Linked DNA regions of Homo sapiens: regions 1 and 3 are each linked to region 2. Evidence: chromatin loops called from intact Hi-C (ENCODE). Cell type or tissue: PC-3. All regions are shown on one strand. Region 1 has its middle 28 kb from the start of NRAD1. Region 2 has its middle 36 kb from the start of MIR8079. Region 3 has its middle 41 kb from the start of SMIM2-AS1.

Region 1 (4,000 bases), 180 kb before region 2:
CAATAAACATTTGCTGGTGAGTAGCTTCTAGTGTCTAGTCCATCATCATCTTAGTAGATCTTTTGGGAAGGCATTAGTTTGTCTGTGACCCGACTAATGTGCAGTGTCCACTGGAGAATACGACACTCTGAGATCACTAGAAACATCACAAAATATAAAGGAGTGGTTGCCAATTTGCTCTGGTTTCATATATCTATATTATGCAGTCCAAGATTGCACTGGTCTTTTGGGGAGCTATGTCACATTGTCACCCTCTATCGGTCATCTCAAACCATTAAGTTTTTTTTCATGAAACAGTTGCTAACACCATAGCTTCCTATTCTGGAAGAGGATTCTTCTTCTGTTGCTGGATTCTTACATTTTTTGATCTTGAATTTAGAATACCACATACATCTCTGAGAAATTTAGCCTAAAAAATGCCTGCCTGGCTTTTGCTTGTGATTCTGTTGTCCAATCTTTAGTTCTTCCTGCTTTCTAGCATTGGCATAATTAAAGAGCCTGTAGCCTCCCAAAGGTCAGGCTTTCTGCGTTGCCTGTGCTCCCAGCACATGGACTGTCATCAAGAGCATCCTCAGTTGAATGTTTATTGGGCAAATTTCTAAAGGCATGCCTTTTATATTTCTTTCAAGTTATTAATTAAAATGTGAAAAAAGAACAGAATGGTTTAGCTTTCTACTGGAAATGTCCCTCTTTTGGTATCTATCTATCTATCCCAAATCCAGCACATTTGGGTTCAGTTCATTTTTTTCTCCTTCATCTTTCAGGAAATTTTGCTATCATCTAGATACACTGCATTTATACTACAGTACCAATTTCAATGAAAGAAATGAGTTTAGACTGACATAACCTAATATTAAGAAACCCATACAGGCTCCAGGTGATCACCAGTTACTCTTCCATGGCCCCCAAACCCACCACTTACGGGCAGATGTTACATGATCTCCCTGGTGGACACTCTGGTAGGGAAAGAATTTGTAGGAATCAATTGTGAAATTGCATTGACCTTTCTTTCACATTGCCACAGCAGTCAAGGATGTGTGTGGGGAAGTTGAAATAAAGAAGCAGCTACAGAAAAAAAAAAGAAAGAAAACAAAAACCTTAGAGGATGTATTTTTAAAGGATGTAATTTATGTGTCTATTTTGGGGGTACATAAATTCTCATCTTGTTTAGAAAAGCATCACATATCCAGTGCATATCCAAAATATGCACATTGATTATTTATAATGGGCAATGTTCAAGATGGAGCCTTCCTCCCCTCTTTAAGCCAAAGGGTTATTTGGGCCAAGAGGGTGCTGAGTGGAGGAAGCAGGAAGTCAGGGTGGGAGTTCACTATGCTCCATAACCCCTTTGAGAGCCCCATCGAGTTAAGAAAGCATTGGTTACATCAGCACTGCTTTTTTCTCTATTTATGTCACGGGTAGTGATTCTGGAACACTGTGAAGGGCCTTCCTTAGATTTCAATGCCCTTTTAAAACCAAAGAGCAGGTGGCAATGGACCAAGCCAATAGCCACTTTCAATACAAAACAGCATGGTCCTTTGGTCTTGAGTGCCTTCAGCCAGAATCCATCAGCATAAAGAGCCACATTTCCATGAAATATACAGGATATTTAATAGCAATCAATGTATTTCCTACATGATTTATGGCTGCCCCTTTTCTATGGATTTTGGCAAGAAGATGGGAATTCAGATGTGGCTATGTATGGGGCAATTCAACAGGCTTGGAACATCATTTTGTTGAAGTTAATTTGAGGAGGCTGTCACTTGCCTCAAATCTGTGGCAGTTAGGATGTTTGTTATTACATCTCTTCTCTCCATACTCTGTAAACTATAATAAATTTGATTAAAGTGCAGATACCTCATGGAGATGTTATTTTTGCTCATAAAGAGTCTTTCTGACACTCTTAAATGGCCTTAAAAATGAACCTAAAATGTCATTTTGGGGATTTGTAAGGCATTAGAGAGTTGCATCCATCTCTTTCTCCTTCCCTTCTTTCTTTCTCTTTAGAAGTGCTTAGAAAAGCATAGCATCTTGGGGTCAGAATATCATTATAAAGCAAATTACTGCTAAAATGACCTAAATGCCAACCTCATAGTCTTAAGGAGTCCTTTCCTTACACTGTGTGTTGAACTGATTGCTTGAAAATAACTAAATCGTCCGGGAGCTTTCAATCATGTAATGCCTCATAGTTCTTCTGGGGACAGAGACTGAATGTGGCTACTTTGCAGAGCATGACGTTTAATGATGCCAAGTGTCTTGATGAGTACTGTTTGATGAATAATAATAATAAATAATAATAATACCCCACAAGCATTCGCTGACTGATGCATTTAAGGACTCTGAAGAAACTCCTGATGCATCAATTTCACTGCTTCTCTATTTCTCCACCAGATGGCAGAAGAAGGGCCAGGATATTGACCCTGAAATTTTTTTTGATTCTTAGATATTAAATATGAGATGGTATCAAAGGTTGGAAGTGAACATTTAAATATATTCCCATAAATTTATGTTTATTATAAAATCATAAAGCCATTTATGATTTATTATTTATTATTTCATTATAAAATATATTTCCTACAGAGAAATATCTTGAAATAAATAAAGGGTGTGGAAAACTTTGATACTGTGTCAAAGGTTAAAAGTTAAGCCAGGCATTTTAGACCAGGGGATGTATTAATACTTTCTCTGATATCCTTACGAAATGGGCAGTGGGACAGAGAACCACTTAGTGAAAGTTTTTTTACCCATCCTCCTTTTGCACCTGGAAATGTAAATAAGAAAGATGTATGGATATAAAAGATGGTGTTTTATCCAATGCTGCAATGGCTCTGGGCCTTATAAGAATTGCATTCCCTGCCAGACACAGTGGCTCACGCCTGTAATCCCAGCACTTTGGGAGGCCAAGGCAGGCGGATCACGAGGTCAGGAGTTCAAGACCAACTTGGCCAATGTGGTGAAACCTCATCTCCACTAAAAATACAAAAATTAGCTGGGCATGGTGGCCAGTGCCTGTAATCCTGGCTACCTGGGAGGCTGAGGCAGGAGAATCATTTGAACCTGGGAGGCAGAGGTTGCAGTGAGCTGAGATCGCGCCACTGCACACCAACCTAGGTGACAGGGTGAGCCTCTGTCTCAGAAAACAAACAAACAAAAAAAACAGAATTGCATTCTGTACTCCTATCCAGTGTTATTTTGAGGATAAACTCTTAAAATTTATCTCACAGGGTAAAGTGTGTAAGAAAATTAAAAGGGGTAGTCAGGGACCTGAGGGCCATCAGCCAACACAAAGAAGAGTCTGAATTCTTAGAGCTGGTGAATGTTTAACATCTTGGCATTGTTCAGGGTTGCCCAAGTTTATTTAGTAAGTTCTTAAATAAATGGAGAAGAATGTTTTATTACTCTCATATAAATGGATTTAAAAGAGAGATCTAAAAAAGACAGTTTGTTTCAGCCAGAAAACAACTTCATTCATATTCTCATTGGTATTTCTCTCATCCATATCTAAAAACCAAAGCACTTCTCATGGATTTACATAGTCTGTCTTTTGAGATAAATGGTCATTAGATGACAATTTAGAGAGAAAAGGAGTGAGGTGAAAGAGATTGTTTTGAGAGTATCCTTTTTAGGCAATAACATGCATACTAGGAATGAAAAATTAATTTTAAGACAGTGGTTTTAAGATTTCTTAATCCATATTTGAGTAGTATATTTTAGGAAGTATATACACACATATGATATTTTACTGCACAGCCTCTGGGTTTTCTGAGGCCCTGGCTTAACCCTTTTCTAGTTGCCATGGCTACGAGGACACAAATACAACATCCATACCATGAGCTGGATCTATGAGGAAGAATTTCCAACTGTATACATAGTATGTGTATTTGACCCAAGCTTTTCAGAAAGAATTTGACACAATTTTAAATGTAGTAAATTGTCTGTGTGAGTCATACAATGGAAATAGCGTATGCAGCTAGGAAAATGTAGTCTCATAAATGAACCA
Region 2 (4,000 bases):
GCACAAAAATATAGTGGCACTAGCGATAGCAGATTGGCCTTATGTCAGTCACATGTTTATGTATTGAATTTAAAATGTAAAAGAATTTCTTTGGATCAGCCATGTTAGACGGGCTGATCAGAGAAGACTGCATTATCTTTCTATCATTTCTTCTTTAAAATTGTCGTCCTATGAAGAGGCCATTAAAGAGTGTGTAGCCAAAACGGTGTGAAGAGAACAATGGAAGCATGTCATACAGAGGTATGTCAGGAAGTTAATAAAAACAGTATGCTATGTTTCCAGATTTTTGTGATGTTTGTGGTATTTGTCAGCATTTTAAAATCTGTAATTTATTTTGGTTTCTTTCCTTATTCTGAATAAATATTTACTTTTCTTAAGCGAGGTCCCCACAGTTGATCAGCCGCATGCCCCAGGAGACCGGGCTGGCTCCTGAATATAGATACAAATGATGTGCTTCTGGTCATTAAAGAGCTTGCAATAAACATTCAACAAGTCCCACATAGAAAAAGCATAGAAAAAAGCAAGAAAAGATTAGAGCGCATTTGACTTCCTATCTTCCAATCCCCCATTCCCTTCATCCCTCCTAAAAAATTCTCCAACAAATTGGACTTTTTGTTTGTTTGTTTGTTTGAGACAGAGTCTCGCTCTGCAGCCCAGGCTGGAGTGCCGTGACAAGATCTTGGCTCACTGCAAGCTCTGCCTCCCTGGTTCATGCCATTCTCCTGCCTCAGCCTCCCAAGTAGCTGGAACTACAGGCGCCCACCACCACGCCCGGCTAATTTTTTATATTTTTAGTAGAGACTGGGTTTCACTGTGTTAGCCAGGATGGTCTCGATCTCTGGATCTCATGAACCGCTCGCCTTGGCCTCCCATAAATTGGACTTTTAACATTTATCCTCAAGAGGAAAATGAATGGGCTAAATTATAATGTCGAAGTATAGGTCAAATTTGGCAACTCTCCTCTTCCCTCTTAGCCATGACCATAATGAAAAAAGCCAGCAAGTGTGACCAGGCTGAGAGACGCTTGACCAAGGTGTCTTCTCGGGGCGCATGCTGACAGGTCGTAAGGGGGCTCCCAGCTGATCTCCCCGGGTCAGTCACTCTGAAGGCTGACAACAAGTTGGAAGCTGGAAGACACTGAATGCAGTTGCGGCATGGCGCACGTGGATCTCTCTAGAAGCCGAGTGTCCAGGACCTTTCTTCCTTCCCTGCTCAGACCACAGTAATTTTTCTCCTGGTTTCCAATCACTCTGTGAGCCTTCAACTTGGGAAACTCGAACTGCACATTGAGGGCCACACTGCCTACCCCACCCTTTAAGCTGCCACCGAGTTGTTTGCATACCATCGAATGTAGCCAGCTCGCCAACTGACCGCCGACTGTGGCTACCACCCTGGGAAACAAAATGAAGCATGTCATAGTTTTCCGATGAAAGACAATCAAAGATGCAAAAGGATCACAATTGCAACAGTGTGAGAAGCAGCCAGCAAATAACCATTCACTATGGAGTGGGTGACCTTTTCATTGAAAGCAACAGCTATGACTAAACAGCCTCTTACAAGAGGGTGTTGCAACTGAAATTCTCTAGGCCTGACTCATGGCTTTTCAACCTTGGTCCAGGCTCCTCTCCACCTGGTGGGAGAGCAGGTTGTCTCTCACAACAAACTCTGGGAAAGCCCCGCCCCAGGCCTGCCTCAGAACACAGGAACATGCTGCCAGTGTTTTCCTTTATCATTTAAAGTTTGTTTGTGTGCTGGGCAAGGAGACGCTTGCAAGCAGGTTCTTGAACTGGGTGTAATGAAAGCTGTAGGGATCGCATGGCGCCCTAGACCCACTGCCAAGGCCAAGGGGAGGGACAAAGGCTTAATGGAAGAAAGTGGCTGCAGCTGCTCTCCAAAGCTGTCATTACTTTCTTGCTGGAAACTTTGAAATATTATTTGTTTCCTGTTTCAAACTTCTGGAGATATACCATCCCAGTACCATGATTAAGGGCAATAGTGTCACAGGGAGGTGGGCTGGCCTCTGCGTTTTTCATGTGGGCTTTTCCATCTTTAATACTATATTGCTTTATAAATGTCTTTTTGTCTGTAGATATCTTCTGATCCCTGCCCCCGCCACTCCCAACTCCTGGCTTCTGATGTGAAATGAGAGACTTAAAGTTGATCAAGTTCATGCCGATGTTTAATTCAGACTCAATGTTTTTCTGAAGTCTAAAATCCTTTGAATCCGATGGGAGAGAAGAAGGAAGTGAAACTGGATAGTGTAAATAATTTGTAGTTAGAGCTGAGATTTATGAGGGGAATTGCCGCACAGAGCTTGGTGTTGAATGTCTCTTTGGGCCCTGGGAGACAAATTCTCCACTTGACTGCACGTAGGTCTCCCACCCTTCTGCTGGCACCAGGAGGCGGAGGGGTCTCTACCCTTCCAGGGTGTGGGAACATGTATGAGGGCCCCAAGAGCCTGGACCCTGGAGAGCTAGAGGAGGATGGGGTGTTGCTGTATAAAGTAATTGGCATGTGGCTCTTCACGATGAAAAAAAGAGATTTTGTGGCAGGAAGAAAGCAAAAGAGGAGGGAGGAGAGAAGGAACCATAGATTCTGAGAAACACACCAGGATGACTAGGCCTGGAGGAGTCCAGGGTGGGCCTCAGACCCTCACTTCTTGTCTGGCACCTCCCATTGCCAAAAATGCAGACTTCAGAGTAGGACCATTTTTGGAGCCATGTATAAGAAACAGATTTCTATATAGGTCAGGCCTTGCTAAAATTCATTTTGAGAAGTTCAGAGATGGAATGGAGCAAGACAAAATTGAAATTCTAGCATCCTTTTCCTCATACAATTCACCCCTTGTTTTATGAAGATGTGGGACAAACTGAATGAATGTAACTTGCTTAAAAGAGCACCTGACACACATGGATGCTATGGAAGCACCATTCGATTCCATGCTTTAACTATAAATGATTATTGTTATTATTACTATTATTGTATCTTGACTCTGCTTTCAAAGAGCTGATTTGAACATAACAAGTAGGTAAGGAAATTGCAACCCATCTTCTTGCTTTTCACAGTTATTGCACATAAATAGCCAAAACAATAAGCTAAATGAGACTGTGTTGCTGAGATTAGACCTTTCAGGGAAGTAGGAGGCCCACTGAAAACAAGGACAAACCTTGTTGGGTGCTTGCGGGTGAGAGTTGCTGTTTGCCTAGACTCCCTGCCACACACACTGTAGGGGTCTGAACCCCAGATCTGAACTCTGCACCCATGAATTATCTAGCTGTAGAAATTACTGAGGACCTCTGAGCCACCATTTCCCCTTTTACAAATGGATATGATTAAACCACCACCTCCCAGGAAAGAGGAGAAGACTGAGTGACCAGCTAACTCCCACCTCTCACAGGATCGTATGAGGTTCTAGCAACCCGAGTTTATAATGGAACAAAAAAGAATAGGAAAGGCAAAATACACACCAAGGAATGACATACAACCAATTTACTCACAGTTAACTTCAGCATAAATGTATACACATAATCAGTTACAATTAATATCCACATCGAACTAGGGAGTACATGATTCTGGTGTTCTTTCCAATTCCTTCTCAGTGAGGGATCTCAGGAGAGCTTGGTCTATGTGTGCCTAATCCTACAGGAACACCTCTGCCCTGGCCCTTTTAAAACCCTCTTTCTTCTACATTCATCACGTGGTTCTCTGTGGCCTCTGGTCCTCCCTATATCCCCCACTAGTATCTGGCTCATGATGGGCCACTTGGGACCATCTAGGACCAGTTTTCTATTGCAGCCAATTCTTAATGCTTGAAGTTCAGAGTTTAAGAATCATCACCATTTTCTCTCACCATTGCTGGCCCCAAATCCGTTTTCTCTCAGTACAATGAGAATAGTCTCATAGGGTTGTTAAAAAATAATATTTAATCCAGTTAGCACAATGCCTGCCACCTATATAGTAAGCATTTTTTATGTCAGCGATCATCATCCTCCTCTTCCTT
Region 3 (4,000 bases), 160 kb before region 2:
CGCGCCTGTAATCCCAGCACTTTGGGAGGCCGAGGTGGGAGGATCACGAGGCCAGGAGATCGAGACCATCCTGACTAATACGGTGAAACCCCATCTCTACTAAAAACAAAAAATTAGCCGGGTGTGGTGGCGGGCGCCTGTAGTCCCAGCTACTCGGGAGGCTGAGGCAGGAGAATGGCGTGAACCCGGGAGGCGGCGCTTGCAGTGAGTCAAGATCGCGCCACTGCACTCCAGGCCTGGGCGACAGAGCGAGATTCCGTCTCAAAAAAAAAAAAAAAAAAAAAAAAGAGGGAGACTGAATGATTTTAATTGTGGGCTGTGGATTCTAAACCAGTAAGGAGCTAAGTTGAGGACATGAAGAAGAGGATGAGGTAGGCTCAATAAAGTAAAAGGCTCTTATTTCTGAATAACCATTAAAATTGTGGTACAAGAAATAGCATGCTGATCAGTGTCAAGGTCATTGTGCCACAATTAATTTTTGTGCTTCTAAGCACTGATGACAAAGGACCAAGGCTACAATGAAGTCTCGTTGTATTCAAATGATAAATGGAATACAAATCATAATTACAAAGACTACCCAGTTTGATTTCCTTCTTTCTCAACCTCGTAGTTTTTAATTGTTTCATTTCCTCATGAGAAATTTCTAACAGCTCTTGGTATAATTATTATGAGTTATTTTAATGAAATCATTATCGCACTCTTTTCTGGTTTCACATGACTCTTCTAATATAAAAATTGAAAGTTCATTCTGAAAAAAATGACGCCAATTGTCCTCCACGTAAATTATTACACATCAATAAATAACCAAATATGTATTATTATTCTGGAGGTTTTGAGGAGGAAGTGACAGAAATACCAATTACTTATTAAGAATTTATTCATGCCTGCCATTTTGCTAGGAAATTGCTCATCTGTGCAACAGCTTCACAAGGTAGGTATTATTATTATTCTTATTTTACAAGTGAAGAAGGAAAGACTTAGGCTGTATGACTAAGAACACATAGCTAAGAAGTGACAAAATCTGGGAAACAGAACTCCAGACACAACGATGCCAAGATTCCTTCTCATTCCTTGACTGTCTCGCAGGATTTCTTCCATGCACTTTCTGGTATCACCTGCTTTGTGAACTGCAGCACCACTCCCTGGTGGTTTTACATTTTTGTTGTGGGAGCACAAGTTAATAGTTTGCTGTAGGTTGACAACCCAATTAAGACCCCAGAGGTTGTGTTTGTTAATTTCTTCCGTCATTCACTCATTTACATAACTACCCTTAGTATAAATTTGGCACAGATTATCACTTTTCTGTGAATGCTACCATGCGGTACTGATTCTCACCATGACTGATCCACCGCTGATTTTTCAATAGTTGAGGAAAAGGGGCTACTCAGTTCTGCCACTTTATTTTCAAAACCTCAGCAGACACAGAATGATTATTATCACCTGATTTTCAATCAACATCTCATTTTACAAAATTACACTGATCGTAGTGCTACTTGATAAACAGTCATATTTTTAGAAAGAAAAAGATATTTTCTAAAAATAGATGAGTTGTTAATGGTTCTCTTTCTCCTACAGACACCCACGCCAACATGGAAGAGCTTTTTTTTCCAGTACCTTTCCCTTTGGTTTCAACTAACAACTTCCTGGTAATATGATCTCTTGGTTTGTTTCTTTCCTCCTACCGCTTGGTTTCTAGAGTGACTACGTTGTAGTCATCTATTAAAAATGTGGTTGCCAAGTAATAGGCATCCTAACTTCAGATTGTTATTTGACATGGAAGAAATATAAAATCTTTTGATGTTTAAATAAAATTTTAATCAAAATTATATGTAGAATTAAAAGAAATTTAAAAGCACAGTTAATCCACATTTTTAAGAATGAGAGAGTAGCTTATATCAAATCAGCTCTTCCTTTATTAACATCGATGAAACCTGGACAAATAGTAAAATGCAGCGGTTTGAAGGCATTAGACAATAATCAAGGGAGAAAGGAGTTAGGAGATAAATATCCTGGAAAGAAAGGAAATGCAATGAAACAAATTAATGTTATCTGTTGCTCCTCCTCTTGAGACGTTGCGCTATTGCTAAACTGTGCAGGGTTAGAAGGCAAACAGAAAGATGCACAGAAAGATTAAAAAGCCTAGCAAAGTTTTGTTCATGTCACGGTGCTAGGAGATAAAAATTGGAGTTCAAAGCCCAACCAAAGATGAGAGGCAGTGGTAAACATTCTGCTATTGAGTTGAGACCCATAAAGAACTGCACACTGAGAGTAAAGGCAGACTGGAAGTAGACAAGTCCTCACAAAACCAGAAACTCAGCCTCAATTTCTCCCAATTCCCCTTTGAACCAAGGTTACATACTTCTACTCTAATTACTTCCAAGAAGAAAAATAAATCTTTTGTGCAAGAAGATATATCACCAGAGCCACTAGAGTTTTTCGTAGGTAATAGGAATTATTCAATTGAAAATAACTGAGCATGCCTGGACATAGGACCAAACAATTGAATATCAAGAGATAAAGAGCAAATAGTAGAAATGGATCCACAGGTATCTCAGATATTGGAGTTATCAGAAAGAGATTTCAACTCTACTGTCATCAGTATTTTTGAGACAATTGATGACAAGAGTGTAAGGGTATATAAAATAAGAAAGAGCTAACATTTGTGATTGGATTTCTAGAAGTAAAGGAGCAAGAAAATGGGACAGGAGCAATATTTGAAGAGATAACAACTGAGAATTTCCAAAGTCCAATGAAACATATCAGCCCACACATTCAAAAAGCTCTAAGAAACTCAACAAAGGTTAAATACAAAGAAAACTACTCCAGTCACAAGGTATTCAAACTGCTGGAAGCTAAAAGCAAAGCAATTTATTTATTTATTTTTTATTATTATTATTTTTGAGACAAAGTTTTGCTCTTGTCACCCAGGCTGGAGTGCAATGGTGTGATCTCGGCTAACTGCACCCTCCATCTCCCGGGTTCAGGTGATTCTCCTGCCTCAGCCTCCCAAGTAGCTGGGATTACAGGCACCCACCACCATGCCCAGCTAATTTTTGTATTTTTAGTAGAGATGGGATTTCACCATGTTGCCCAGGTTGGTCTCAAACTCCTGATGTCAGGAGATCCACCCACCTCAGCCTCCCAAAGTGCTGGGATTACAGGCATGAGCCACCACACCCAGCCAAACAAAGCAATTTAAAAGCAGCTAAAAGAAAAAGACTTATTACTTTAAAAGTAACAATGATAAATTGACTGATGCTCAACATTAATAATGGCAGTCAGAAGACAATGGGATAGGATCTGTAAACTACTGAAATAACTGCCAACATAGAATTCTATACTGAGTGAAAATATTCTTCAAAAATCAAGGGGGAAAAAATGTTTGCATATTAACAAAAAATTAGCACAAATATACAATAATAAATATTTAAAATAATTATTCAGGAAGTTGAAGAATTATTTTAAATGGACTCACAGAAATGCACAAAGGTGGAAAGAGCACAAGAAAGGGTAAACATGTCAGTAAATATATTGACTGCATGAACAATAAGGTAACAATATAAATATATTTATATTATTATAAATAAACATTATATTTATATGTTATAGGGTTTAAAATATATGGCAAAAATAGCACAAAAGGCAGTAAGTAAAAAATTGTGTTAAAATATCCAAAGTCCTTTCATTGTCTGGGAGGTGTTAAAAATATTAATTTATTATGGGCCATAATAAGTCTAGTGTGTATACTATAATATCTAAATTAATCACTAAAATTATAATTAATATGCTAATAAAAGAAAATAATAGAAAATACTTGATTACTCCAAAAAAATGTAAGAAATGAGAAGAAAAGGAATGATGGTTAATAAAAACGGTATGATAATAGAAGAAGCAGAATAAACATTTTAAGAACGCCACACAAAGGCACATCATAATTAAATTTCAGAACATCAATGATAAAAAGAAAATCTTAAAAACAGCAAGAGGGAAAAGATAAATA

What was found. Peaks named below come from ENCODE experiments on the same cell type or tissue, not always from the same donor. Only the 100,000 strongest peaks of a DNase experiment are listed, where the experiment ranks them.
Region 1: it touches region 2 in a loop (6-fold over the local background); 17 of 110 quality-filtered maps call a loop at or near these places.
Region 3: a loop joins it to region 2, with 4 times the contacts of the local background. A loop is called at or near these places in 15 of 110 quality-filtered maps.

Annotation. Positions count from the first base shown.
Region 1 is chr13:44,048,262-44,052,261 of GRCh38, forward strand. No RefSeq gene overlaps it. Among named protein-coding and RNA genes, the nearest start is that of NRAD1, 28 kb to the left of the region's middle. In PC-3, CTCF peaks have their summits at 245 and 2,376 (motif pointing right); no DNase peak of the experiment used is centred here; H3K27ac peaks cover 1,408 bases.
Region 2 is chr13:44,230,644-44,234,643 of GRCh38, forward strand. No RefSeq gene overlaps it. Among named protein-coding and RNA genes, the nearest start is that of MIR8079, 36 kb to the left of the region's middle. RefSeq lists an enhancer at 944-2,143. In PC-3, no CTCF peak of the experiment used is centred here; DNase peaks (open chromatin) are centred at 368 and 1,518; H3K27ac peaks cover 2,908 bases.
Region 3 is chr13:44,067,298-44,071,297 of GRCh38, forward strand. No RefSeq gene overlaps it. Among named protein-coding and RNA genes, the nearest start is that of SMIM2-AS1, 41 kb to the right of the region's middle. In PC-3, no CTCF peak of the experiment used is centred here; DNase peaks (open chromatin) are centred at 1,034 and 1,684; H3K4me3 peaks cover 464 bases; H3K27ac peaks cover 2,095 bases.